2 separate regions of the Mus musculus genome follow, and region 1 is linked to region 2. The links are chromatin loops, found by intact Hi-C in ENCODE. Cell type or tissue: left cerebral cortex. All regions are shown on one strand. Links, peaks and the distances in the headings refer to the core of each region. The heading gives the core; the rest is flanking DNA. Region 1 holds the start of Erp44 (endoplasmic reticulum protein 44). Region 2 overlaps Invs (inversin).

Evidence for each region. Hi-C counts contacts between places; a loop is a spot of excess contacts. Peaks named below come from ENCODE experiments on the same cell type or tissue, not always from the same donor. Only the 100,000 strongest peaks of a DNase experiment are listed, where the experiment ranks them.
Region 1: a loop joins it to region 2, with 2.4 times the contacts of the local background. A loop is called at or near these places in 2 of 42 quality-filtered maps.

The regions. Positions count from the first base shown.
Region 1 is chr4:48,273,625-48,289,112 of GRCm38, reverse strand. Erp44 (endoplasmic reticulum protein 44) reads left to right here and starts at 9,524. Exons shown (of 12, transcript NM_029572.3): 1 at 9,524-9,729. The coding sequence starts at 9,673. It overlaps Invs (inversin), which reads right to left and starts at 9,353. Exons shown (of 17, transcript NM_010569.4): 1 at 9,138-9,353; 2 at 5,758-5,887. The coding sequence starts at 5,863. In left cerebral cortex, for the core only: no CTCF peak of the experiment used is centred there; DNase peaks (open chromatin) are centred at 9,415, 9,989 and 10,157; H3K4me3 peaks cover 2,792 bases; H3K27ac peaks cover 1,373 bases.
Region 2 is chr4:48,363,170-48,378,657 of GRCm38, reverse strand. The region is part of intron 3 of Invs (inversin); the gene reads right to left. Among named protein-coding and RNA genes, the nearest start is that of Invs, 91 kb to the right of the region's middle. In left cerebral cortex, for the core only: no CTCF peak of the experiment used is centred there; a DNase peak (open chromatin) is centred at 7,418.

The sequences.
Region 1 (15,488 bases), core at 5,107-13,106, 92 kb after region 2:
CTCCCCCATTCTTCATACTGTCAGTCTAGGGAAGGCATTTGCTGTCATTGAGGGTACTCCAGGGTTTATAACATGAGTCTAAGTATTTTTTTCCATTATAATCATTACAAACATCTTAAAAAATCTCTTGCACCCACGACTACTTCAGAATTGCCACATCTGGGAGACTTGTCCCTTGGATTTTGCTGTTAAATATGTTCCAGAAGTTATGCTATAACTATATGGCAATCTATTGGCTTTCCTTTTGAGTCCTGTAGATTTTATTTCAGATCTATTTTTCTTTTCTGAGGATAGGTCTACAAGCTTTACAACACTGCCCAAAGAGTCTATGGTCCATGCACCCTGCTGTGCATATGCACACAGGCATGTTCACCCCCCACCCTCCCCCAAACATAATGTTAAGACAAATTCAATCTAGATAACCATTCAGTTCATCAGCAAAGCCTAAGGCTAGACTGTTCTTCCTCCCTTATTCTCTATATTTAAGTATGGAAGTACATGTGTGTGCAGAAACATACAGTGAAGTTCCATAGGTTACTAGTTAGAAGTACAGATTCTAGACACAAACTTCCTGGCTGCACTCTCAGTTTTGCTACATATAGGACAAATAATTTTAACCTCTCAATTTCCTTACCTATGAAATAACTAATAAGAGTTCCCAAAACTCTTTGAATGTATTGTTAAATTTGTTGATGAGTTACAAAATACATAACACAGTGATTGATACATAAACCATGACTATGAAGGCTAGCTAATTTTATTACTAATACTAGCAAGTATAATCATGTACACAGTCTTCCTTTGGTGTCCAGGGGAGAATGGCTCTGGCCTTTCTAGTTACCAATATCTGTAGATGCTCAAGTCCTTTATAAGTATATCGTACTGACATAGTGTTCTTCCATATTTCTTAAATTATCTCTAGATTACTTATAATACCTAATACAATGAAAATGTTCCAGAGTCATTTTAGAATACTGTCTAGAGGAAAAAGACAAAATACACTGTACATTGTACAGTATAGACAAGTTTTCCCCCAAAATCTCCAATCTTCAATTAGTTGGATCTGTTGGCACAAGGACAACTATGCTTTAATAATCACATTTATAAAATATAAATCATTAAATATTTTGTTATAACCACTTTATATTTTATAAAACTTTATATTAATTTAAGGTAAAGGAAGAAATACTTGAAATAGTACTCGGACTCTGCCAATTACAGGGCTCATTCCATATCCAACTTCTTCAGAGATGCTAAGTGGGGCAATGATTCAGAGAAATTATGCTTGATCAGAAGGTGGACAGTGTAATAAAAGCTGTAGCTGAGCCAGAGAGATGGGTCAGTGGGTGAGCTAGGAAGTAGAAAATGCTAGAGCAGTCATTTGTTAGGTGCAACAGCAAGGACTGCTACTAAAAAGATGTTTCACTCAGAGAAGGCCTCTTCAGTTTCCTCCAGGACAATGGGCTGCTCAGAAAGGGTTCGATTTAATTAGTTGTGTGAGTAGAAAGAGACAGTCATCCGTTTCCATGGAGGCAAACGCATCCTGGCATACTTCTCCATGGAAACAGAGATGGGAAAACAGAAAATGCTAAAGTGAATGAAGTCACTGAGCAGCTGGTGAACAAAGATCCAAGAAAAATAATTCATCAGTAGTACTATGACACTAGTGTAAGGAAGAGAAATAGCACATATGTAGCGATCATCAAACATGTGGTATGTAAAAAGATGTTTAAAATAGACTGAATTTAAGATCGAACAGAACAGATATTTTAGCATGAACATACAGAAGTTGGGAAATGCCACAGAATAAAGGTGTGGCTGCATGTACAGAAAACACAATGGCACAATGAGGAAAAGACCAGCAGTGTCCCTCAGATAACAACAAGCCAGGAGTTTCTTGGCCAAGGTGACAGAAAACATAGGGATCAAGCAAGGAATTTATTTATTTATGTATTTATTTTATTTTTTTGTTTTTTTATTTTTATTTTTTTATTTTTTATTTTGCAAGGAATTTATATTAGCTCTATACTTGTTACATGTTATGTTTTTTAGTTTTTAAGAATTTTCTTTTGGGTATATTAAGTTATATAAAAGTTTCAAGTTTTACAATGATACATTTAGTTAATTTTTATGAATGAACTAACATAACCACACATTTTGTTTTCTTTTTGAATATTTTATTTTTCATTAAAATAATGAAGAAGTCATTTTACAGGGTTCTTTTTTTTTTTTCTTGAGGTACTGTGATTCAAGTTTTTTCCACTTCAGGGAATTTTGCCTCAGTCTGTCTTTCAATTCAATTTAATTTAACTCAATTCAATTTTAGTCTTGGCCCTTAAGGTTGTCATAGACTACTGGGAAGAAAAGATAATTAAATAACAGTTATAATATTTATCCATTTCTTCAACAAATATTTCTCACATGCCTACTATGTGTCATGTACTGTGCTAGATATGGTAACAAATTAAATATTCAGTCTACTCTTACAGAAGTCACTAGATTATGTGGAAGAGAAAGACATTACAAGAGTCATTTATATACTCTCTATGATGGAAGCCTATGGAGTGCCAGGAGAGGATGTAATGTGAAGATTGAAGTGAGACTGGATTGTCGGAGCAGTTCTCTTTGAAGAAGTAGCTTTATGGCACAGAGCATGAAGGTGATTGAGAGTTAGGCAGACAGACAATAGCAGGTAAAAGCCTTGAGATGGAAAAGGGCTTGGCAGACTTGCGAAATGGAGAGAAAGCAAGTTTTCCTAAGAAACAACTTGTGCAAGGAGAGGCTGGAGGGGCAAAGAGGTACAAGCAGCCTTCTAAACGTTGTTTCAAGCATGATGACAAGAAATGAAAGCGTTTATAAGCCAGGAGAGACTGTAAGCATACAGACATTTTTTTTTTCAACTCAAGCAGAGCTGAAACAGTCAGGGCAAATTCAAAAAGGGCAAAACTACAGTATGATTATTATAAAGCCAAGCTGGGTATAGGGACATGATAAATATTTACATGTGTCAAATCCTGGACTTGACTCTCAAAAAGAGAAAAGAATGAGCAAAAGGAGGGGTCAGCCTGTAGGAGGCAGACGATCAGGATCAGCATCATCATCAGGACAAGGGAGTTTGAGGTCAGCCTGGGCTAAATGAAATGCTGTCTCTAACCAACACTGGCAAAGTACTAAAGTGACTGCTGGGCTAATAACAACGTACTGCTCTTTAACTTTGATGGAGGTTACGTCTTAGTTTGCTTGTCTGGACTGTGTACTCTGGTTTTCAATGAGACATCGCACTATCCTGGAAAAGGCTGTTTCTTCAGCCTCTCATCCTAGTGTATGATTCTGTCCTTAATTTTAGTCTACCTCCTTCATAAATTATTCTTTGCACTCACTCTCTCTGAAAATTAGACTTTCACTGCAAAGACGGTGTCTGCCTTCTAAGCACCAAGCAGACCATGCCAATGCTGAGTTCTGCAGAGCCACGCTCTGGCAGCAGCTCTGCTCGACTGTGTGAAGCACAGATTTCTATCTACCCCGAGTACCTTCGTACTTTCATGATGAGTAAGATTTTATGTCTGACTTACTCAATTTACAGCTGTGGCAGTTTAGCTGTGCATCTATAGTTGTGAGGGCAAGCTGAGAGATATAGCAATATGTACAGGTAGATAAAAGGACAGAGATGGTGTTTCTAACTACGAGCAACAACAGCACATTTAAATGTTATTGGGGAAAATTTCTAATAGAAGAACAAAAAAAAAAGGTTGAAGATATCATCAGAAGTTTAACAAAGTGTAGTAAATTCCCTGGGAAGAAGAGATGGTCAGAATACAGAACTTGGCAAGAAGAACTGGCCTTTGAAAAGAAGCTGAATATTTTCCATTTTGTCAGGAAAAAAAGAAGAGGATAGGTACAAATATAGGGAGATTTGTAGATATCATTCTACAAGATGAGGGAGTTCCTACTTAATGCCTCCTTTTCTCTAGGGATCACAAGGTATGATCTGAGAAAAGAAGGAGGAGGAGCAGCAGAGAGCTGAGGTTTCAGCAGACAAGAAGGTACCAAGCATTCACAACAGAGGACTGTAGTATGACAGGCAGTTGAGTGTAGAGCAATTTCTGAAGCAGGGATCATAAATAGTCATAGTATATATACATTTTCAAGCTATGACTGGCTGCTCTGGAGTTGTCAAGGGTATATAAATTAGGTCCATCCAGATTTGGAAGTATGATAGCTAGGTAAAACAGGATGTGAGCAAAAATGTGAATTTTTCCAGGAGAAAGTTTTAATAGTAGACTAAGTAGTCAAGCTGACTAGGGAGACAGACAAACAGAAACTGATGGTTAAAAACTAGGGAAGATAATAGGTTGGAAGGCTCGGGGAGGCTTTTCATCAGTAAGTGATCTGGAAGTGTTTTAGTTCAGTGACAGAACATTCAGACGAGTGATGTGAAGGCCCCAGACATCAAGTTCCAAGGAGGAACTATGGATACAGGCAACTTGAGGTGAAGTGAGAATAATGTGTCTGAAAGAGGGAGAGGAATGTTTGTAGTGCATACAAAATTTGAGACCATTTATTTCATCCTTAAAGAAGTAAGACTTTGTTTAGTAGTAGAGAACAAAGCAAAATGGTGGTGATGGGGAGCCGGGTAATAGAGGGTATAGAGAAAAGTCCCAACGAACAGAAACACCCTTGAGGTGTGCAAGAGGTTAGAGTTCACAGGTGGGAAATGTGGGGGTGTAAACTGAAACTATTCTAAAGAAACAAGAATGAAGGTTCAAGTATTCTCAAATTTACTGCCCAAGTAATCAATCATGCCCTCATCAAACAGTAACATCTATTAACATTACAAATAATGTTTATTTTCATTCAATTTGTTCTCTTTTGAGACTTGTGATTATGTGGGTTGGGGTTTTCGACAATTCTTGAAGTTTTTTAGCCATTTTGGATTTAATTCTGTACAATATTCATTTTGTTCTCGCTAGAACAAAATGTTCTCCCTAGAAACTTAAATACTTTGACTATATTGTATAGTAAATTTACCAAGTAATTTTTGCTTCATCCTAATCCGTGTTGTGAACCTTCAGGATTTAATTTCTTTCTTGTCCAAGCACTGGAATAAAATATAACTACTATATTTTTAAATGTTTAAGTGTATTATAAATTTAAATGATCAATAAACTCCCTAAGAACAGAGTTGTTTTTATTAGTTTGCATTTCTTTGTTATTTGTATATGTAACCACGTACATGCAGAAGCCAGAAGTCAGCACTGGGTCCCATCTTCAATTGCTCTCTACCTTTTTCCTTAAAAAAAAATTACATTTATATATTCATTTGATATTTGAATGTGTGTGTGTGGTATAATACCCATGCAGCAGTCAGAGAACTTGCAGGAGTTTTGTGTGTGTGTGTGTGTGTGTGTGTGTGTGTGGTATAATATCCATGCGGCAGTCAGAAAACTTGCAGGTGTTGTTTTTCTCCTTCCACCAGATAGGTCTCAGGAATCCAACTCAAGTCCTCAGGTTGGCAGCAAGTACCTTCACTTGCTAAGCTATGTCACAGGCACTGAACCTTGAGTTCATCAATTCAGCCAGGCTGACCAGTCATGAGTTGTAAAGATCCTCCTGTCTGCCTCACATCAGAATTGGCATTACAGATATACCACACTGGCTTCTCAGCTCAGGTCCTCATGCTTGTGCGGCAGACAACTTTACCAAATAAACCATTTCTCCAGTCAGACACAGCATCTAAGTTTACAGGGGACTGCTTACCAACAATGAGTCTCTGAAGGGCACCTTTATCTCCATTAACTGCAGCGGCATGAACCTGAGATGCTAATGAGGACCCCGTAGAGAGTACATCCTCGGATATGTTCATAGTTTTCTCCACAATCCTAGTGACCTGAAACAGAAATTGAGTACAGTGAGTACAAGCAGAAATACTTCTCAAACCTGTCTTGTGAGTGCCAAATATGATTTATTATAGATATTTAAATAGGACTTAAAAACTCACTCCTACTTCTACAACTGCTGACATGGCAAATTGGATGGCTTCTGTACAACTTGCTTAACTATAGATTAGAAAATTGGGCTCTTTAGAGATCTTTCTCAAGGAATGAGAAAAGATGACATTTCCATTAGGCATAGAGTTTAAAAGTCACATTGACTTCTAAGATTAATACATTCGAAGGTCATATGATTCCATACAATACTTGTTGAGGTTAGCCAGCGTCCTGCTTTAAGTTACTCCATATTGAGTAAAATGGAGGGTTTTCGGCCTGTGCCTGGTCCTGAGACACTCCACTTTATTAGCTGCTTTTGAACTCTGTTTTGAGGGTAGATGATGACTGTGCTCTTGGATGGAAGTAAAACACTAACTCCTGCCCAGCTACCACTGAAGCACAGACTGATCAATGACTTACTCCTGAGAACAGAGAGGGCGGCATCCTATACACTTTTCAAGGTATACTGAGACCATGGGAGGATATGAGCATATTAAAATCATACCAAGGAAGCCACTTACTGGACATGTCAGACCAAGGGTGGGTTGTAACTTCCTAACCATGGGGTGGAAGACACCCAGCAACGCAGGGGCAATGACCCCCCACCAGACTATCTTCTGAGTTCTAGTGGATGTGTGCACTAAGGACTGGCAAGCACAGTTCTTAGCTTTCCTTGAGGGTCAGCTGGGTCCCTGGGTGTTTGACTTGGCCTACTTGACTGCTATCTGCCCATCCACCTATGAGCCTGTCTGGACCCAAATCCACTATTCCTCTTCTAATCTGGTTCTGTCCTCTTGTTTCTGCAGCCAACTACATCTTTGCCCTCTACCCTGACTCTCTTGTGGTCTGATTTGAACAGCCAACGGCTTGCTCTAAAACTGTTTTAGGGTTGTTACTTATCAAGACAGAATATGCTTGAATTTTTGATCAGCCCACTCCTGAGCTTGCACTGTCATAGCTTCTTTACATTGTATTCATTCTATAAACCACATATCTGCATATTTACTGTGTGCCATTTTGATATGAGAGTTAATAATAGTAATTGAGATCAGAATAAAAAAAAAAACAAACTACATATGCCCTGGCCAGATTACCAAAGTAGGTGGGATTAGCTAGCAAAAGGCTACCATTGGAACCATTATACTTTGTGATTTTATTGTCATTTACTAAAATCTGACATTGTAGAAAGCCTTAAACATGCTTGCATATGTTTCTGACGTAGTTCTTTCGAAACTGACAAGGATTATTGAATTGTTCTAATTTAGAAAATAGTAAATTATAGTAAAGGTTAGCTTTTCATTTAATTTGCTGACAATGTTAGTAAACATCTGGCAAAAAAAAAAAAAAACAAAAAACCAGAAGTGTTGGGAGCCACTTCTGTTTTGTCTGAGCATGTCTGACATGGTAGAACGAAGAGTGTCATGTAGGATTGTAGCAAAATCACTTGAGAGACTACAAAACAATGAGTGAAGTGAAAGTAGACTACATTTGAGTTCCTGGCTCAGTTGTGTTAATGATCACAGAGTGTCTTTAGATCTTAGTAAATATGAAAAATTAAAACGGTTAACTGTTTATTTAACAAGTAGAGTGCCAACTATTCTAGGTACTGTTCTGAATTCTAAAACATCATTGTGGATCCAACGTGAACAGAGTTTTAGGCCTGCTAGACCACAAAAAAACCTTACTTGCTACTTTGAAAAATGTTAAAATAGTTATTTCTATTTCTTTAATAATTATATTGCTTAACCACAATTCTAGCAGTCAGCACAGTAATAGGTATTCAGCTGGTGCTAAGTGAAAGCTATGAAATGTCATGGGTGAGTCTCAAGTCCAAAGGGTAAATCAGACCAAAGTTTAGCTTCAGGGAATAATGAGTTCTGTTCTTTTCTTCCTTCCTTTCTTTTCTTTCTTTTCTCTCCCTTTATTTTTTGAAAGATAGGGTCTTGAAATTCAAAGACTAGGTTGCCTGGGAATTTATTATGTAGCCCACACTGGCCTTAAACTCCTGATCCTTCCATCTCAACCTCTCAAGTGCTGGGAGGACAAGCATATACCACCATAACCAATCCTACTGTTTATCAATTTCTTATTTTAATGAAACTTGGGTTTGGTCAGAGAACATGATGAATGTTACATTGATAAGGCCACTGCCTTAGGAAATAGTGGGTTTAAGTATTGGCTCCACTACACTTTAATTTTGTCTCCCTGGGAAAGCCATTCCTCTAGGTGCTGTTGCTAGTTCTTCATCATTTTCTTCTTCTTCTTCTTCTTCTTCTTCTTCTTCTTCTTCTTCTTCTTCTTCTTCTTTCTCCTCCTCCTCCTCTTCCTCCTCCTCCTTCTTCTCCTTTAGCAGAGATGCTCATTTCCTTGTTGTCCCCACCCCAATAAATAATTTTTTATAGAAAGAAATCAAAGCCACTTTGTTAGTGCTTTAAAATGTATCATCATCATTAAATAATTATAAAATAAGCCTGTGCAATAAACACTCTAATTACTGCTATGCAAACGTAGTGGTGCTGAGCTCACACACAGAAAAAAGAAATTCTGCTTAGGAAGAAAGATTTGGTGACTGTGACAGATGTCAGGGGAATCAAATGTCAGAAGTGGTGACACTTGAGATGGCAAGCCAGAAAGAAAAAGGGTAAGGCCACTTCAGGCAGCAGGAAGGCTGAAGCAAAGAACTGGAGTAGGGAGAATCACAAATGAAGAATGCCTCCTAAGTAGTGATGATGTGGCTAACTTTCCAGGCACGTGGATCTAGCTGGATGTTCACAGAAGATTCTGGAAAGCTACCATACACCAAGTTAAAATCCTTTATTACTTGGTTACTTCGTAATTGTACTGTAAGAAGTGGTCACGGCCACTTGGGCACTGCGCTTTACAGTTTACAGCATGCTTTCCCATCCCTGTTCTCTTCGTTTCACGGACCCTCTGAAACAACCCTGGGTAAGTGATTGACCGAAGCCCCAGTGGTGATTCTCCTTATATAACGGAGGAAGTAGCACAGAAAGAAGAGGCAGCAGCTTGGAGGCCAGGGATGGAGGCTCAGGCCACACCTCAGATCAGGCGGGCCAAGAAAACGCAGCAGCAGCCCGGGGCGGTGCTCTCCATCCTACCCGAGCCGCCGATGCTGGACCGCTTCCTACTCACCCCTGACTCCAAGAATGGCGTCCCGGGGCCGCCCCAGGAGGCACAACCCTCACGGGGCCGCCCCTACCGCCAAGCCAGGCCACTGCGCCCACAGGAACAGACCCCAGGACACTAGAGCCCGGGAGCTCTGAAGAAGTAGCCTGGGGCTCCAGGCTGCACAGCCCTCTGGGAATTGTAGTTCCCGTCCCGGAGGCACAGAGGTACGCGGTCCCTTCCAATCCCGAAGAGCCCCGCGCACAGATGGCTTGGCCGTCGTGGGCACAGGGCTTACTGGGAAAGAGAGTCCCAGCTCTCCGATGACATGGTCAATGAAACTACAGTATGGACTACATTTCCCGACGTGCTTCGAGATGGGCAGGACCCGGAAGTGAGGGCGTGAGAGGCCTCTCTGGAAGTTGTCCCGGGTGTTCGCCGCTGGAGCTCCGGGTCGAGAGGACGAGGTGCCGCTGCCGCCGGCCCCGGAGCCCAGCCCTTTTCTAGCCCGGTCCAGTCCCAGCCGCCACCTCCTGACCCCGCCGTCGACCCCGTCGTTACCATGAATCCTGCGGTCTTCCTGTCTTTAGCAGACCTCAGATGCTCCTTGCTGCTCCTGGTGAGTGTATGTCGGGGTGACAAACCCTCCGACTGTGTCCCTGAACGCCTCCCGCCCTCCGCGAGGGGGAACGGTGCAGCCCCCTGCTTGCCTCGACTCTCCTCCGCTGGCGAGGCGTGCACCCCCGGGCACTACCTTCACTTTGGCCGTTCTTTTGGCTCCTTAAGCCTGCGGTCCACAAGGCCTGCGAAAGCACAGTCAGGGCTTGGAACCTGCAAATAGGAGAATTCGCCTTGGGGGGAGTGAGTGATCCGTGGGAGGGAGGTCACCGCTGAGGCCCCTGGAGTTCGTTTCAGTTTTGTGGACGTTGAGGACCTGCTTGGGGCACCAGAATCCTAAGGGACCTAGGGTACACCTAATGTTTTCTCCCACATGGAGGGGCGTTAGAAGCCGACAGGTGTTGGGGTCGTGTGAATCTCTCTCTGGATCCTTGAAACCGGCTGGCAAAGCCCTCTGTTGTGGCTTAATGTGATTGGTTGGAAACCCGGAACTGGAGTCTGGTTTGGTGTCGACTGGGAGAATAGGAATTTGAAAAGGTGGAGGATGTGATTATCTGACAGGCTCTGCTAGAGCCTCCTGCTAGCCTTGTTGCAACCTCTGCACCCTAGAAGCATACATAAATCTTGGTCAGTGCTCTGAACTGGAGAATAACCAGCTCTCCTGCATACCTAGGTGCTTGGTACTTCCCTGCCTGCCCAACACCATCCCATCTTAGAAAAGAATCTTCCCCCAGTTCTTCTTCTGAAGTCTATCTTGAGTATGCAACTTACTTGGCCTCTTCTTAAGGTCAAATTGAGACAAAAACTGAAGGTCTAACTCCATATGTGAACATGAGAGGAATTTAATTGGACCGTAATGACAGCATTTGAGAATACTTGAATTGTGGTAGATTCTTAGAAAGCTAAGATTAGCATCATTGAATATAAATTACTTTCTTCACAGCTTAAGAATAATAATTAACTTGCAAGAAGCTGTGTAGTTGGTTACAGGCGAAACTGAGTCTAGAAATAGATTTCTTAATTTGTAGTGTGTATTCCCCCGTATCACATAAAAAGTTTAATGTCTGCACTTAAAATACTTTTCATTCTCATTATGGCTTGAAAGCCATTTTTTAAAAAGCTATATATAATACTCTGCTTTTTTCAAAATAAAGTAGTGTAAACTAAATGAAATGAAAATAGTTCTGAAGGCTACAGTTGTGTATAAACGAGGCCACATATGTCTTCTTAGCACTTGTAAGTATATAGCAGTAAATTACTTCTATATAGAGGATCTCTCTCTCTCTCTTCTCTCTCTCTGTCTGTCTCTGTCACTCTCTGTCTCTCTGTCTCTCCCTCCCTCCTCTCTCTCTCTCTCTCTCTCTCTCTCTCTCTCTGTGTGTGTGTGTGTGTATGTGTGTTATTATGTACTGTGGCACCTTCTAGAACTGTTGCATTAATAAGAGGCCATATACTTCTTAAGGATACTAATTACTAATCTTTTCCTCAGCCTTAAAAAGAGTTGTCTGTTAGAAATTATTTTTAGGTGACTGAGAAGTTCAAAGATCAACATTCTTAAGAAATTGAAACATTGAAACATTTCTGTAGGAAAATGTCACTAGAGCTAAGTTTAAGAAGAGTGAGGTCCAGGGCAGCCAAGGCTATACAGAGAAACCCTGTCTCAAAAACCAACAAACAAAACCAAACAGAATGAGGACATTTATTTCTAAGTAACACAGACTTTTTCTAGAGAATTTATCAACCCTGTTAAATACCTAAGTGAAGATTTCTTCTCCAATAAAGCCTACATTTTCCTAAAGTCTAGTTAAAAACACATTGTGTGTTTGTCTTTCCAAGCAAAGATAGATGATAGGACCAGAAGAAGCCCAGAAGCCATTTCAGAGAACTCCTGTGAAGATGAATGGTCTGAAAGCAAAGCCTCAGAAGTTCTCATAAACCAGAAGCACAAGTCAAGTTAGCGCCCATGTGAGCATAGTATTTGCTTACTTAGTTCTAATCATTTTAAACTCGTCTTAAACTAGCTTAGCAAATATTCATAGAGCATTGGTTTAATCTCAACAGTGTGTAGCCTGTCTGACTGCTAATTCAGTCACAGTGACGGAACCTGCTTACTCAGTATCCCACCTGTCTAATGAATAATCCTCTGAGTTCCCTTCAGGCTTCAACTTGATGCCTTTCACAGGCAGACATAGAAAACTCCAGCTCCCGTTTAGCTTAGGTCATCATTTTTTCCCTTAAGTGGTTGGCTCTCAACATCCATATATCCTCTTACCATAGTAAGAAGCACTCTACCTCAGTTTTAAAGACCTACTAAGACCTTCTTAAATATGTAGGGATCATAAAATAATAGCTGAAGTTATAACACTAAATTTCAGGAATCAAATGACAATTTTTTTCCCCTTATCTCAAAAGTATTCTAGGGGGAAAAAAAGTATTCTAGACTACATCACTGTATGCCTTGAAAGCCTTCCTGCATGGGCATCAAACCACAGACTCTGTGATGACTCTTTCATTGAGTGCTATTGGCCCTCTCTCCTTTGTGTCAGAGACAGGTTGCTTGAGAACTGAAGCGGTTTCTTTTCTGCTTACCTTCCCTAGCTTGTGCTCTCTGCGCTGGTCGTGTGTAAGTTTTGAAAATGTGAGGTAAGAGAGGGATGGATAAATCTGAATGGAGTTGTGTCAGATATTCTCTGTTAACTTTAGAGATTTTAACCCTTTATTCCAGTTGTTTTATTGACGATGTCATCTCACTAATCTCTTGATTCTAAGACTCTAGGTTGTTACTAGCTCTGGTAGTCCTGGGCTTCTATAAGCTAATACCTTCATTACTGTTGCTTTTGTTTTTTTATTTTTCTATATGTATAGGAAGCCAAGAAAATAGTACCTGGTTTAGGAAGCTAAGTAATTAGAGAGCTAAGTAAACACTGGTAGAGTCTGCTGAGTTTAATTTTTAAGATTTTTGTAGGTGTCAGTTTTAGTCATTAATGTCAACAATAAAAGTGTTCAATCTTCAAAAAAATACTATTGGAAGCCCTTAATTAGATTCATAGCAGGTGGGTTATTTATCCTTTTTATATAACTTTTTAAATGTAACCTATGGGTTACACTATGGGCTGCTCTTTAAAATTAGTTGAGACAGTTTTAATAAAACACAGTTCATGGGTATCCTGGATTCTGTTCTCATCTCAGAACAGACAAATAAACAGCAACACAAAGTTGCTTGGGCTGTACCCCAGTTATATGTCATAGAGTCCAGGCACTGGTTTAATTTCCCCCCGAAACACTATTGTGACACTTACAAATGTATTCAGATACTACTTGATGTTAAATATTCCTAATTGTGTCTTATTTTAAAAACTGGTCACTCAAATTGGAACCACATGAGCTCCATGCATGCGAGTTGGTTTCTGTGTCTCCTGTAAAACGTTAGGCTGCCTGGAATTGAGCCCAGGGCCTTGAGCATCCTGAGCACACACTGTGCCACTGATCAGCTACCAGCCTAAGCTAAAGTCTGTAGCTTCCTTTCCCATCTCATTTTTCCCTTGGTAACTTAGATATAGATACAGAGCATCTCACATTCTTGGTATTACTATTTGTAGCCTCTTAATGTTGTTTTGATGTTTCTCTGTTGTTTTATTAATAGAAATCTGTAATTCAGTTTTTGTGATTTTTTTTTTTAACCACTAGCTCAGTATGTATTGCTAAATTTGCTTATTTATCTTTCAAGTCAGGATTCTAAAAACTTATTATTTACTTTATAATCATATAAAACGTATGATCTTCAGAACCAGACAAATTGTGTTAAGATAATTCTAATTTTTGTCTCTTATGCTGATATAAGAAGACTTAGTATTTTTTTTTTTTTACTTCTATGGCCATTTCTTTTAAAAAACTAATGTAAGTCATTTGCTTTGATGTCTATATATGTATTTTTCTAGTTTGATTAGACTATATATATTATTCATACTTTTCACTTTAAAATTATAAAAATAGCTTTCCAGCTTCAAGTTTTATCTTAAAGGTGTTGAGATGGAACTGTTCTACATGTGTACACATGTGAGTGTGTGCGTGTGTTTATGTGTTGGAGGTTGCATGTGTATGTGCATTCAGGAGGCCAGAAGAGACTTTGGGTGTTGTCTGCCTTGATTTTTGAGAGGGCATCTCTCACTTGTTTGGTTCATTGAACTGACTAGTTAGGCTAGGCTAACTGACCACAGAATCCTAACCTTCCCATGTCTGACTTTTAAACTTTAGTTTAAAGAATTTTTTTTTTTTACATTTTATTTGTTTACATTTCAAATGATATCCCCCTTCCTGGTTACCCCTCCACAACCTCCCCATCCTATCGTCCCTCTCCCTCCTCCCATTTGCCTCCATGAGGGTGCTCCTCCACCCACTCACCAACTCCCACCTCACTGCTCCAGCATCCCCCTACGCTGGGGCATCAAACCTCCACAGGACCAATAGTTTAAAGAATTTTAACTTAATTACTTTATTCTTTGACAGTTTCATATATGTGTATGTATAATATGCTCCAGTCATTTCCACCCATATTATCTGCTCTTCTCTTCTGTCTCTTTTCTTCTTTCCAAGAAGTTTCCTTTCAAATAAAATGCCTTTTAAAAGTGTGTGTGTGTGTGTGTGCGTGCGTGCGTGCATGTGTGCATGTGTGCATGTGTCTGTGTTTTTCTGTGTGACTGTATGACTCACTGAGTTTAGTTAAGGTTGGTTGAATGAGCATGGGCAACTTTTTGATGGGTACACCACTGATGAAAATGCCACCCCCTCCCCCAGCAGTCATTAGCTGCCAATACCTCCCCTAACCCTGAGGGAGTGCTGATAGACTCTGCCTTGTGCAGGTTACCTTAACAGCAGTGAGTTCATGAGTACAATAGTCTTTTTTTGTGTCCATTTGACATCTTTTTGTGGCATACCACCTTATTGTTCAGCTCCAACAATCTTTCCATCCCTTTCTCCCCAGTGTTTCCTGAGCTTTGGAGGGGACAATAAGATGCCATCTTTAGACAGGACTGACTACTGCTCCGCTATCATTATGATAGGCACTTTGACCAGTTATGAGCCTCTGCATTAACTGCTGTCTTCAGCTTTAAGAAACTTTTCTGAGGAGGCTAGGAGCAGCACAAAGCTGTGGGTATAAACCAGAGTATCAGAAGACAGTCTGGCATGTCCATTTAGTAAAACGTTACTTTTTGGGACTTACTCACCAGACTAAGCTGACTGGCTCGGGAGCCTCGGACCTTCCCAGCCGCTGGCTGGCTCTTGACCAGGTTACAATGCCAACACTGGACTTTTTATGGAGGTTTTGGAGATTGAACTTAGGTCTCTCACTTTTGTGTAGTGTTCTCAGATTACTATTGTTTCTATTTTTTTCTGTTGTGTCAAATAGTTCTGCAAACATTAGCTTATGTGTATACAATTTTGATAGTGTATCTTAGAGATAGATTCCTGTAAGTGAAGTGAAGTTGCCAGTGGTCAAAAGGTAATGGACAAGCTGGGCGTGGTGGCGCACCCCTTTGATCCCAGCACACGGGAGGCAGAGGCAGGCGGATTTCTGAGTTCGAGGCCAGCCTGGTCTACAGAGTGAGTTCCAGGACAGCCAGGGCTATACAGAGAAACCCTGTCTTGAAAAAAAAAAAAAAAAAAAAAAAAGAAAGAAAGAAAGAAAGAAAGAAAAGGTAATGGACAGTACTTGGAACTTTATGCATGCTGCCACCGGATGTCGTGAAACGCCACCACATT
Region 2 (15,488 bases), core at 2,942-10,941:
TTGTTTCTTCTTTTGTTGATAGCCTTTCGAGTTCTTTGCTAATTTGGAAACGTGGCTATTTGTACTTCATCCTGGAATATTTGTACAGACTATGGATACTCATCTTTTTGCTTTCCTTGGGATCTTTCGCTACGAATGAGCTAATATTCACAATGATATTATCTTCCCTTGCACTTTTTTATTTATCCCCTCTTATTGATTCAGTTTGTTCTTTGACAATTTCACATACATATTTAATACATTCTGTTTACTCTCTATCATCTCTCCTCTTATCTCTCTGTCAATCCTCACTCCTTCCCACTGGTCTCCTTCCCATATTCATGCCATTTTGTTTTGTGACATAATGATTTTAACCACTGGATCATCTGTGTAACCACTGGTTTGGAAATATCATGGTACCAAACCGAAGGCTAAATATTAATGTGTGTACCTACAGGCAAACAATACTCTCAACCTTAACCACAGAAGGTTTTCTTTGCAGTGAACTGTGATAAATGCAGAGACTCATGAAAGTTAAAGATGTTTAAAATAAATGATGTTTGAGTACTTAGCCCTAAATAGGACATTTATAGAACCTATCTAAGGCCCAGTGACTATTGAAGAAGGGACAGCAGGAAAAATATAAGAGCCAGAAGACAGGAAGAAGGGCTGGGAAACACTATCTTCATGCATGACATAGTTATTGTAAACAATCTCATAGTAGCTGTGGTAGGCTGCAGGAGGCCTGCCAATAGTCATGAATCAGGGAAGGCCTCCTGGCCCTGGTCCTCCCTACTGAACTATTGGCAATTAATGTATTGAGGAATCGTTCTCCCTTTCAGTTGTGAACCAAATGGTATTAACTTTTCTTCAACATTCAGTTTCTTCATATATTTTGGTATTTTTTTATAAGTAGATTGCTGCTATTACTATGGAGACAGAGTCTTTGCTGTTTAATCCTGGTTGGCTTGAAACTCACTATATAGAACAGGTTGGTCTTGCATGTGTGGTTATCCTGTTGTCTCAGCTTCCCAAGTGCTGGGATTCCATGTAATCCATGTACAGTTCCTAGGTTTCAAGTTGATTTTAAGGAAAGCCTCTTTGTTACAGTTTTATTTTTCCCTCCATATACCCTTCGGTTTGTTTCCACATAGCTCTTTGTGAAGTCTAAGAACCCACCTGACAGCATTCTCTTGAAGCCTTGTCTCCTATGACATTAGGGATACCACAGTGACAGTCACTCAGCTAATGGCAGCTTTCTGGCCCTGAGGTTGTCCTTGTTTTTTTGTCAGTTCTCCAAGCAGCATTCTCTAGAGCTGTAGAGCAATCTGAGGATACCCGGAACCTCTAACTGTATCTCTTTGCTTCAACAAAAATACAAAAGCTTTTTAATCACTCAGTGGGAAAAGAGTCTTTTCTTGAGCAAGATGTGGCTAGAATCACATTCTTTATGACTTCCGTCTGGTTGCAGTAAGTGTTTTTATCACGAACTTCTCACAGCACTGGGGATCTTCACTCATGTGTCCATCCATGAGGCCACCATAGCCCCTTTATCAGGCTACTGAGGACTTAGGCCATTTTCCTTCTTCTCAGCTGAAGCAAGGCAGCTTTAATACGTTGGACTTTGGCACATTTAGCAATACCAAAGAGGCATAAGTTTTGCCCCAGAACATACTTTGGTACCTACAAACCTCCTCTCACTGACCTCTGAATTTGGTTCTTTTTGCATGATCCCAGAACTCCTACTTACCACTTAACTTGGGGAGAAAACAGTTGTTCACTGACATACACAAATGTTCATCAGATTTTGGTCCATTTATAGGTTTGCATATAATTTTACCCTGGAAATATTATAACTATATTTATAATAGCAAATATAAATGTAGAGAAGGCATTCTGTCACATTTCATTCTAAATGCTAACAACATTAGATAAAAAATACATTATTTTATGTTGAAATGGAAATAATAGAAGCATTTGTTATAATGATATCTATATAATTACATATTTATAAATATTCAAGGCATTTGCCATATTAAATTTTAAAAAGAAACACTATCCCTAGGAAGTATATAGGTCACAATTTTCAGTAATCAGTGAAACTTTCCTATAATGGTTGCCAATGCAAATGGGCTTAGGAAGTACCACAATCATGTTGGGAGATGGCATATGCCCTTGTCTTGGTTGTTGGATGGGGTTAGATGTAAAGCTTTGACCCTGGTTTACTGGAATCACTTCTCAGAGTTGAGCTTGCAGTGAGCAGCCTTTAAAAATGAGGTAATATCACTGCTGGGACAAAGAAAAGGCTTGCTTGTTGCTTACTAAAAGTTGCAGAGTCTCAGTGTACAACATTCCATAAATGTCATTCAAACTCCACTGTGCTGTGCTCACTTGTGTCATCTGCATCACCTCCATGGTATGTGGGAACAAGGCAAAGTGATACAAACAAGCAGGTGTGCATACTACTTCCTATGGCATCAGTAGAAATGCTTTTTATTTCTGATGGGAGTCTCGTGTCTCCTGAAAGTGTCCAAAGTGAACATGTTACCTTGTAAGAAGGGTGAAAATAAATCCCAGAACAGAAAAGGCAGTAAAAGAGTTTAAAATGCTGATATAGTTTGTTTGAAAAACAAGGAAAGGGCCCTTCAAGTGCCTCAGGATCAGGTAAGAGATATCTCCCTCACATTAAGTCCAAGAAGCGAGTAAGGGGGTATCCATTAGTCTACCTATTTATAAATCTGAAGGCTGAGATGCAGGAGTAAGGCCAGCTGCCCAAATAGGGCTTAGTGCTTGTCCATCTTCCTCTCAGAGCAGGCGGAGGAGGACACTGGGATGATGCTACACAGTGGGATGTGCTTGTGGCACTAAGCTGAAGAGTCTCCAAAGCACGAATAAGTGGTGAGAGGAGCAAGGAGCTTGTTACTAGGCACAAAGTTTTAGATGGAGACACTGCATGGTCATTTGGTTGAGACACATGTGAGCAGGTGCTTGTCAGTGAATGCAAGGCATTGCCTGACAGCATCCAGCCTACTGGGCTGTGAAGGCAAACCCTGTGGTAGCCAGCTTGTCTGACAATGAAGACAAATACTGAATATAACTGATGGCCACTGTCTGAGGCAAAGCTGTTGGCTTCGTAGTGCTTTTGGTTCACACAATTTCCCTTAAAGGCTTTGACCTATTTTAATGATGATTTGATTCAGTAAAAGCCTGATATTATCCATAGAGAGAGAGAGGCAGTCATTGCCTAACCACATGGAAAACTCTGAAAAGCTAACTGGTTAGAAAGGCTATTCAGTGTTCTGGATCTTACAGCACAAGCCATTGCTGTTCTGTTCAGGAATTTTCCCCCTGTGCCCAGCCTGTATCTTTGAGGCTTTCCCCGACTTTCTCCTCTATAAGTTTCACTGTCTCTGGTTTTTCTTAAAATATCCAAGTTATAAGATACAACTTACAAAGCACATGAAACTCAAGAAGAATGAAGACCAAAGTGTGGACACTTTGCCCTTCTTAGAATTGGGAACAAAACACCCATGGAAGGAGTTACAGAGACAAAGTTTGGAGCTGAGACAAAAGGATGGACCATCTAGAGACTGCCATACCCGGGAATCCATCCCATAATCAGCTTCCAAACGCTGACACCATTGCATACACTAGCAAGATTTTGCTGAAAGGACCCTGATATAGCTGTCTCTTGTGAGGCTATGCCGGGGCCTGGTAAACACAGAAGTGGATGCTCACAGTCAGCTATTGGATGGAACACAGGACCCCCAATGGAGGAGCTAGAGAAAGTACCCAAGGAGCTAAAGGGGTCTGCAACCCTATAGGTGGAACAACATTATGAACTAACCAGTACCCCCGGAGCTCCTGTCTCTAGCTGCATGTGTAGCAGAAGATGGCCTAGTCGGCCATCATTGGGAAGAGAGGCCCCTTGGTCTTGCAAACTTTATATGCCTCAGTACATGGGAACACCAGGGCCAAGAAGTGGGAGTGGGTGGGTAGGGGAGTGGTGGGGGGAGGGTCTGGGGGACTTTTGGGATAGCATTTGAGATGTAAATGAAGAAAATACTTAATTAAAAAAAAAGAAAAAAAGAAAGGCTATTCAGCCCAGTAGGCTGAAATGAAATCATCACTTTCACTTTAGGCAGTAAGGGCTGGTCATACTTTCACTAGTTCTTAGCCTGTTGTCAACACTTTAGTGATAAGATCTGTCATGAGGAAGACTATAGATGTTAGATTAAATACACTCCCCTCTGGTGCTGCAAACCATGGGAACACATCATGGCTGCCAATCAGATAGTGTGTCAAATAAGGACACACTGTTAAGAACACTCTGATAAGAACAACAGGAATCAACCTGATGAACAAGTTTAGATTGCCTTGGTCATTAGTCTTTTTCTATTTGGATCTGTCATTGTACTAGATATGGGGAGGAATCTATCCTTGTAGACTGGACACAAAGTAAAATGCATGCTTTTGATGTAGAAGATATCACTGTAAATGGGAGTTGTACCTGTTTCTTTTCAAGTTGGCCTGCTTCTCTTATGGTACAGAAGACCAAGTTAATGGAACACTGCATCTCCATATTCTTGGCAGGACTTCTGAAACCTGCTCTTGGACCCATCTTCCACCTTGCCACTGTAGAACCATTTCACGACACAATATTGCTGTTTCAGGAACTTGTTCGACTCCAACCATCAGAGGTCATTGATTCTAAACTGTTTCATGTTTTTGGGTTTTGAGGCCACCCATGGTCTGCCCATAGTGTACCATTTTCTGGAAGGCTACCCAGCAATGGACCAGTAGTTAGGGGGCATTTGATTGACACTTCCTTTCCGACACCATCCTCAGCTATCTGGGATTACTGAGAGCTGTGATACTTGAAAATCAATTAAAAAATACTTCTAGATTTATCTCCTAGTTGCTTCTGTTCTATAATCCAAATAAGTCAATTTGGCTACTGAGTGTGCCCTTCCCTAGAGAGTTCCTTTCATGGGGGATGTGATTAAAAACAATATGTTGGCATTATATACACCTATTTTAAAAACTTGTTCTATTCTGTCCATTACTAATTAAGAAGCTTTTTTATCTCCCCAACAACCATTTCAGGCTGGCTTTGACGGACAAATCCTTTGGTGGTACCTTTGCCAAAACAGGGATTAGAGATTCAAAATGTATTTTGGTTCATTAATCTGGATTAATTTGCCCAAGTGATATGATTCTAGATAAAAATAAATAAATAAAAAACTATGACCACAGAATTGAGTGCCTTGCACACTGGTCCTCCAACAGTAGCCTAAATTGTCTCTGTATATTTGTTCCATATACATACATCTTTCTAGATAGAAGGCACGTGTAGGGGTAATTAGAAAGAAAGTGAAGGGAACAGCTATTAAGATGAAACTCCTGCGCTGTTGGGATGGCTCAGTGGGCTAAAAGCACTTGCTTTCAAGCTTGAGGACCTGAGTTCAATTCCTGGAACCCACATGATGGGAGAAGGAACCCAACTTTTTCAAGATGTCTTCTGGCTTGCCACAGCATAGGTGTGGAAGACAAGGGATAACTTGCAAGAGTTGGCTGCACTGTGACGGTTAAGCACACAAGTATATAGTATTTTTAGAAAAAGATAGGACTCCCTAGTTTTGTGGCTGAAGAGGGAAGGCAACCACTTCAGGACTTGGCAAAGGAGCTCAGACTTTGTAAGATACAGGAACAGGAGAACAGAACTTGTAGTCTACCTTTTGGATCTGGATTCTAACAAAATGAAGACGGCTTGCATATGAATCACAGAGACGTGGAGGCTAGGATGACCCACTGGAGAGTTTGCCATTTCCACCTGTGTACAAAGAAACATTTCTATTCATGTTTGTAGTTCCTGTTCTTCTATATGATTGATGTCAACGACAATATCCAAACATGAATCCATTTACACGCACAGAAGTACAGGGACAGGCACGATTTATTTTAATCTAATGAACATATCTATCCACATGCTCCCCAAGAGCATATGAACATGAGAAGCCTTAGAGCATGTAACATGTGACAGCCTTAGAGCATGTCACATGTGACAACCGACGCTGCAGCTGCCTGTGGGGCTGACTTGTGCCTTCTATGTCTGTACGTAGGCCAGGGCAGATTCCTTCATTGGTTTTGGGAGCCGTGACAACAAAGTTCAACATTAAGTTCCCCTGTGTAGGCTATGACCAATGATAAACTGGTCTTGGATATTATATTCTAGATGTTTGAAGTATGACCTGCTGTCTCCTGTGGTACTTATTCATAATTGACTTAGTCTAGGATGCTGTCAGATATAGCAGCGCTGACCACTCTTTACTTAAGCAACTTTCCAGGGTCGTGTTTGGAAAAAACCAGCTAGTGGGATGAGATTATGCCTTCATACTGGTTAAAATAAAATGGAGAACTCCCAAAGCTCAGTGCTGTTTAGCTGTGATAGGAGCTCAGTGTGCACAGCACCCACCTGGTTCTCCAGCTCTCCTGGGTTCCTTAGGAGCAAAGGAAACCGTTGCAAACATGTAGAAGCTCAGGCTTTCTACTGCGTTCTGAGAAATAAACTCCTTTGTCTATGCTCTAGAGTCTAATGTTTATTTTAAGCATCCATGCAATATTAACAGACCAACTTCTTAGCTTGCCTATGGGCAAAGTCAAATCTGAGACCCACCTACAATTCAGTATTATTATAGTAGAGTACAGGGTAAGAAGTTAATGTTATGACTAAAAAGATTCTAAAATGACACGATAAGGAACAGAAAACCCACTTACTGAGTATCTACAGTATTCAATTATTATTTTTAAATGAAAGCACATAAACTGGAGCTTTGAACCATTACATCCTACTTGAAATAAAAACATACTTTCTGTGTATACATAAATGGTTCTGTGTAATGAAAGCCAATATGTTTTTAACCTAGAACAGGAGATTATTACCCACATAAAAAACAGAGACTATAAATGCTTCTGTCTTGGGACTATCTCCCTGTCTTATATGATTTAAGTGTCTGCTTACATTTTGTTTTGTTTTGTTTTGGTTTTTTTTTTAGTCTTTAGAGTGAATTTTTATAGGACAGGAAAGCAAATAGTTATCAAAATCAAATTACTGAGAGATAAGAATTTACTGAGCTCTAGAAACAAAATCGAATCTGCATTATTTTTCCCAGTGGCAGACAGTCTCTCCTCCCTTAAACTTCTGATGGTCAACTTCAAATACTGTGCTTTATGACAAAGCGTTTTAATTGCCTGTGATGGTAAGTGTATCAGTAGCCTGCCATCCTGAGCACATCTTTGGAAACATTTTAAAAAGTTACTTGACAATTCCAAGCAAAGGCTAAGGAGGATGTTTCAAAGGCAGACTCTGAGCTTTATTTGCTATTTTCCAAGTTTAAGATGCTCATCCATCTGGCAGAGCAGCCAGACTATACATCAGCCAAGAACATCTCTCCGGATTGAAGCAGATTCTGGCTCTCAAAGAGGATTTGACTGAAGGAAAAGCAACATCTTTAGCTGCTCCATGGCTGAACTCTGCTAATATTTCTCCCCAATGCCTCCTCCAAGCCTTGGCTCCATCTACTAACTTGGTTTCCATAGGAATAGACAGAGCTATCAAGTGCCACATAGTCAAACAGCATAAGAAAAAAAATGTTACTGGAAAAAAATATGCTCTTCTTCTCTATGAAAGTAAACTATGGGAAGACTCTTTATTCCAAGACTTCTTCCCCAACACCAGGCTTTTCCGGTGTCTTTCTGGACTATGATAGCTTATTTTATTTAGATTATTAAGTCTCCTCAGCAGATAGGAATTTATCTATAGGAAACTAACAAAAATAAAAAAAAATGCAAAAGTGCTAAAAAAAGACCAGTGCAAAAGATGTGATGATTATTTTCATGAGGGCAATTCTATTCTGCTTGTGCTTGTTGCTCATTCATTTAGGATGATTCTTTCAAATGGCACGGCCTTTTAAAATTAGTTTTATAGTTAGATTATCATGACATTTTATAGTTATGTTGTTATACTTTGTTCCCATTCCTTCCCCTCCTCTGGTCCCTAGCTTCCCTCCCATGCCATCTCCAGCTAGATTCCTTTCTTCTCCCATGCAGCCTCAGCTTGCTGTCTTATTACATGTATTCTGTCACCCTCTGCATTTCCCACCGCCCTTGAGATCTCTTCTCCTTTCACAATCCCCTTTCTAGTTTCATACCATACATTCTCTCTCTCTCTCTCTCTCTCTCTCTCTCTCTCTCTCTCTCTCTCTCTCTGAAAACTAAGTATCTGTCTTTCTGAGTTTGACCTGTTCTGATTAATTTAATGATCTTAAGTTACATCCATTTTCCTATAAGGGCCAAGATTTCAGTTTTCTTTATAGTTGCATCTAGTTCCATGTGTGTATGGACCATATTACCTTTATCCATTCGTCTGTTGAAGGACATCTAGGCTGATTCCACTTTCTGGCTATTGTGAATAACCAGCAACAGATATGAATATACAACTATCTCTGGAGGAAGTTAACTAGAGTCATTTGGATACATCCCCAAGTATAGCTGGGCCATATGGTATTTCTATTTTCAGTTTTAAAAAAAGAGTTATTTTATTATTTATTTATGAGTATGTGTATGTATGTATGCCACATGTGTGTATGTGCCTGTGAAGTCGGGTCTAAGAGGGCACTGGATCCCCTCAAGTTACAGCTAACAGGCAGTTGTGGGGTCTGAGGACTAACTGTGGTCCTCTAGAAAAGCACCAAGCATCCTTTAATTGCTGAACAATCTCTATAGCCCCTGCTTTGAGGTTTTTGAGAGATTGCTATACAGATTTTTATAATGGATTCATTTCCACCAATAAATAAAGGCTACTTTTTTCCTCATATTTCTACTAGCATTTTATTATTGCTGGCTTGTTTTGCTTTTTGATGATAGTCATCCTGATTGAGGTGAGATGAAATTCAAAGCAGTTTTAATTTGCATTTCTCTAATGGATAAAGATGCTGAACAGTTTTAAAGGATTTATTGGCCACTTGTATAGATATATATTTAAAGATTTCATTTTTAAATAAGCATATACATGTGTGTCTTGTGTGTGGATGTGTGTATGCGAGTACAATTCACAGAGGCCAGAAGAAGGTGTTGGATTCCTGCAGCTACAGGCAGTTGAAAGCTGTCAGCGGTAGACACTGGGAACCAAACTCTGGTCTTCTATGAAAGCAGTTTGATCTCTTAACCACTGACCTCAACCCTCCATTTGTTTTTCTTTTGAGAGCTGTCAGTTGGGTTCATTGGTCCACTGGACGACTACTACTACTACTACTGATTGGATGACTGTTTTTTTTTTTTAAATGTTGGCTTCAGAACATCAACAAGATATGTATATCAGACCTCTTGTTATGTGCTTAATATATGGAACAGTAATTCCTACACTGTCCTTCATATAGGCATAGGATTTGGCCACATGCACATGTTATTCACTACCATAATATAATGGTCTGTGTCCCCTGACAGGGATAAGGGAAACAATAGCAATAGCTCTTAGGAGGGGCTCCTGTGAGCTGCATCTTAAAGGATATTCATTAAGCTACTTTCAATAATGAGAAGAGTGGATTTGTAAGGACTGTGAGTGGAGACTAGGCAGAGTTAGAATGAAAACTTAAAATCATTAATGTGGACACTCATTTAATTTCCCTCAGAAATTAGGGAATTCTAGTTCCCCTAAAGGTTGAATATTGGTATGTTAGGATGAATTCTAATTACACCAGGAAGAAAGATACAGAATTAAAAAAACTATGACCCTGGGGTTAGGGAAAATAAAGATTGCATTATTATTAAGAAAGAGAAACAAAAATTTAAGCATTTTGGTTGTTTGTATGTATGTATGTAGTATGTATGTATGTATGTATGTATGTATGCATGCATGTATCTTGCAAGCATATGAGTGTGTGGGTACATGAGACCTGCAGGGGCAATTGCAGGTCAGGACATTAAGTTTCTTCCAAAATTGCTCTCTGCCTTCAAACAGGGTCTCTCACTTAACTTCCCCTCCTCCACCCCACAAACACTGGGGTTACAGGCACACCTCTGTGCCAGTTTGTTTTCTTTTCTAACATGGGTTTTGGGAATTCAAACTTGGGTCCTCATGCTTTCACAGCCAGTACTCCTACCCAATGAGCAAGCTCCCCAAGCCACCACACACACTAAGTCTTAAAGAAGCTGGGAAGCATGGCCCTTGAGTCCTCTTAGAATCAATCACATTGCCACAGAAAGTAAGCTGGGTGTGCTTTCTATCCTAACAAACCTCATTTGTCATGCGGGAGGAGAATGCTAGGACATCAGCGGCATGCCTCTGAGTGTGAAATGATCTGGCTGAGACCCACTCTCAAGTCAATACTTCTTGAGAAGCCTGAAAGAAAAACTCTATAAACTTGCTACCCAGCACTCCACATCATCAACTCCTGCTTGCCTTTTCTGTCTTCAGCTTCCTGTGTCCCTTGTCTATCAACAATTCTGCCATGAGGGAAGAAGGAAGGCTAATTTCAGTCTTTACTTCTCCCTCAGCTCCTCCAAATCCAGTCTCCCAGTCTCATCCCCTGCTCTGCAGCAAACCCCCTGCTACAGCCCCCTTCTCGCTCTGTCTGAATCTCCAGTGGATCACACAGATCTTCCCTCCAAACGTCCCTTCCCCATTACTACTTTATCCCAGTCCCCAACTCCAGCAGGCATTCCATGAGAATCTGCAGGCTACTCCTCTCATGGATGCAGGTTGCCTAACTTGATCTCTACTGCTTCCTCCTCTCACTCCATCTCTGCAGCAGACTGCCTGCTGTAGCTTCCTCTCTGCCCTCATGTCCAGTGGGTCACACAGATCTTCTTCTCTAATCTTCCTCCTCACTCACTCATCCTAGACACAGCTCCTAACTCCAGCAGGCTTTCTCTTGGAACCTGCCAGCCAAGCCTGACAGAGAAGACAGTAAGCCAGCTAAGTAGATGAGCAACCTTCAGATCTCTATTCTCTCTCCTCTCCATATTTAATCCCTCAGTCTCATTCCCAACCCTGTAGAAAACTACCTGTTATGGCTCCTCCTCATACTCTGCCCCCATTCCTAGGAGACTAAACAGATTCTGGTGGAACAGCTTGCTTTCCTCCTTCCTGCGGATCCTCTCAACACCACCACCCTTATTCTTAAGTGTCAGCATCCAATACCTAGGAACATCCAATAGCTGCACCTATCTCAATCCCAGAAGAGTTCTCTACCAGGCGACACACAGCCGCCATACTCACCCAAGAACCAGAGAAGAATACAGAAACCAAGGAACAAAACCCACACAACAAACACAAGACCAAAAAGCAGCACCTAGAAATTACAATCTTCCCAAACCCAGATCCCTAATGCCAGAATAAAAACACAATCAGTAACAGCAAGGACACTATGTCTCTACTAAAGCCTAGCAGCCCTACCACAGTAGGCTCTGAATGGTCCAACACTGCTGAAGTATAAGAAAAGACCTTAAATTAGCCTTCAAGGATATGATTCAATGTCCTAAAAGAGGAAAGTGTATAAGTCCCTTAAACAAATCTGTAAAAATAAAAGCAGTGAAAGGAAATTAATAAAGCATTTCAAGACTTGAAAGTGCAAACAGAATCAATAAAGAAAAGACAAACTGAAGGAAACGTAGAAGTAAAAAATTTAGGAACTTGAATAGGAATCACAGAAGCAAGCTTCACTAACAGAATACGAGAAATGGAAGAGAGAATCTAAGGCATGGAAGACACAAAAGAAGAAATAGATAGCCCAGTCAAAGAAAATGTTGAATCTAAGGGAAAAAAAAACCTGGCACAAAACATCCAGGAAATCTGGACACTATGAAAAATCTAAATCTAAGAATAATAGAAATAGAGGAAGGAGAGGAAACCCAGGTCAAAGGCCCAGGAAATGTTTTCAAAAAATCATAAAGGAAATTTTTCCTAACTTAGGGAAATGCATATAGAGGTACAAGAAGCTTTAGAATATAAAATAGGTTGGATTACAAAAGAAAGTCCCATATACATATAATAATCAAAACACAAAACATACAGAAGGAAATCAAGAATAGTAAAAGCTTCACGGGAAAGAGGTCAAGTAACATACAAAGCCAGATCTATTAGAATTCCACCTGACTTCTCAATGAAGACTATAAAAGCCAGAAGGGCCTGGCAGGTGTTCTGCAGACTCTAAGAGACCACAGATGCCATCCCAGACTATTATACCCAGCAAAACTTTCAATCACAATAGATGGAGAAAATAAGACACTCCATGTGAAAGCCCATATTTAAGCAGTAGCTAAGTACCGTCCAGCCTCACAGAAGGCTTTAGAAAGCAAACTCCAACCTAAAAAGGTTTAATGAACCCAATAAAACAAAAGGAATAAGTAATCCCAGACCATCAAATCAAAGGGAGAGGGGGCATACACACACATCACCACCAAAACAAAAATAACAGAAATCAACAAGCACTGCTTATTGATATCTGTTGATATCAATAGTCCCACATTCCCCCAATAAAAGGACATAGATTAAAACAATGCAAACAAAACCAGAATCCAACCTTCTGCTTCATCCAAGAAATATACCTTAACATCAAAGACAGACATTATTTTGGGTTAAAAGGATGGAAAAAAATATTCCAAGCAAATAGACCAAGAAGCAAGAAGCTGGTGTAGTATTTTAATATTTGACTAAATATATTTCAACCCAAAACCTATCAGAAGAGATAGGGAAGAACACTACATACTGATTAAAGGAAAAACCCATCAAAAAGATATTGCAATTCTTAATATCTATACACCAAACTCAAGGGCACGTGAATTCATAAAAGAAACAATGCTACAACTTAAATCACAAATTGACCTTTGCACATTGATAGTGGAGACTTTAATACCTGACTCTCACCAATAGACAGGTCATCCAGATAAAAACTAGACAGAGAAATGCTATAGCTAACTGAAGCAATAAACCCAATGGATCTAACATATTTTTAGAATAGTTTGCTCAAACAAGAAAGAATATATCTTCTCAGCAATTTTGGGACATTCTCTAAAACTGACCATATGCTTAGAAACAACCAAGTCTCAACAAGTCAAAAAAAAAAAATGGAGATTATACCCTGTGTCCTATCTTATACCACCATGGATTAAAACTAAATATCAACAAAAAGAAAAACAGAAGGCCTATAAACTCATAGTAACTGAACAACTCACAACTGAATGAAAAATGGGTCAAGACAAAAATTAAAAACGAAATCAAAGATTTTCTGGAATTGAATGAAAAATGTATGCACAACATATCTAAACTTATGGGCTTCAATGAAGGTAGTTCGGAGAGGTAAGTTTATAGCACTAAGTGCCTATGTAAAAAAGTAAAAGAACAAAATTATAGAGACCTCATATTAGCAACTTCACAGCACACCTAAAAGCTCTAGAACAAAAAGAAGAAATCAGCCTCAAAAGGAATAGATGGCAAGAAACAATCAAATTCACTTCTGAAATCAATAAGGTAGCAACAACAACAAGCCAATGAACCAAACAACAAAGAATCAATGAAACAGAAGAGGTTCTCTGAGAAAATCAGTAAGATTGACAAACTTTTATCCAAATCAACTAAGAAACAAAGTGTATATTCAAATGAACAAAATTAAAAATGAAAGGGGGACATAAAAACAGATACAAGGAAGTCCAGAGATGCTCCACCAAGTTGGAAAAATACTTTTAAAAAAGGATATTTTTTTATATATACTACTTACCAAAGTTAAATCAAGATCAGATAAGCAATTTTAAAAGACCAATAACCCCAGCAAAATAGAAGCAGTCATTAAAAGTCTCCCAACAAACCAAAGGGGGCAAAATATGCAGACAAAAACAAAAACTCAGGGATAGATGGTTTTAGTGCAGAATTTTACCAGACTTTTGAAGAGTTAATCTCAATATTCCTCAAATAATTCCACAAAATAGTAAAGAAAAAACATTGCCTAGTTCATTTTATGATGCCACAGTTTTACCCTGATACCCAAACCACATAAAGTCCCCACAAAGAAAGAAATACTGATCAATTCCCTTATGAATATAAATGCACAAATACTCAAATACTTGCAAACCAAATCCAGGGACCTAGGGTAAAACCAAACACTACTGTTCAAAAAAACAAAACAAAACAAAACAAGACAAAACATCAAACAGCAGCAACAAAATGACTCCTAGTGACATTCTGAGTGTAGATCAGAGTCTTGCTCAGCATCAGAGAAGCTTCCTCCTACAAGCAGATGGGAACAGATACAGAGACCCACACCAAGACTGTACAAAGAGAGTAAGAACTCTTGTGCTCTTGCTTCCCTCTTTCCCTCTTGGGCTCTTCCCTTCCCCACTTTCATCACTATTCCCTTCCCCCTCTCTCCATGTGTTCATGGCCTGCCTCTACTCTCTCCTCCTCTTTGCCTTTCTCTGCCTCTACTAGCCTCTTAATTCTCATACCCATGTCCTGAATACACTCTATTCTATATTTAAAAAAAAAAAAAAACAACCAGAAAACAAAAACAAAGAGAGTGAGAGACCTTGGAACACTCAGCCCTGGATGTCTCCATTAAATCCCTCCCCTCAGGACTCAGGGCATCTCATGGAAGAGGAAGCACAAAGAGAGTAGGAGTCTTAAGGAATAGAGGACTCAAGGAAACGTGGCTCTCTAAATCAATAGGATCAAAGCTCATATGAATTCAGACTGAGGCAGCATGCATCCCTGTGATGACCTACTGTAGTCTGTGCCAATTGTGATGTAGCTGAAGGGCAAGTGATCGCATACCCCTAACCCAGAAGCAATCTTCAGTTGATAACCACTTGAAAATTTAGTTTCCTCTACGGGAGTCTTACTGGGGAAACCAGCTCTTTCTAAGGGTAGGCTGCATGCCCAGACATAGATGGCCAGCAGAGATGGACTGTGCTAGTTTTGGAGGTTCCTCGTCTCGTAATGTCATATCAGGGCTACTCCTTTCTCTCTTTGTAATTTTATTTTATTATTTTTAGTTCTTTACTTTATTTATATAGTTTTCTTCTCTGTTTTTACATTACAAATCTTTTGTGCATATATTATGGCTTCCAGTTTAGTGTTTTAATAGGATTCTGGAGTGCGCAAACGTGTAGGTTTCTATTTCTTGTGCCTTCTCTTAGCCTCTTTTTTCTTCTGCTTGTTTTATACAATTGCAATGTGTTGGGTTTTGTTTTCTTATTGTATTATATTTTATTATTATCCCATGGAAGTTTGTTTATTTTCTGATGGGAGATAGAGGACCCATGGATCTGGTGGCAGGGGAAGTGGGAAGGAGCTGGGAAGAGTTGAGAGAGGGAAAACCAGAATCAGGATACATTATGTGAGAAAGAAATCTGTTTTCAATGGAAGGAAAACAATATGTCACTTCTTCCCTCTATCTAAGACATACACCCTCTACATTCTGTACGTCCTTCCCTCACCTGTCAACTACCACACCAGA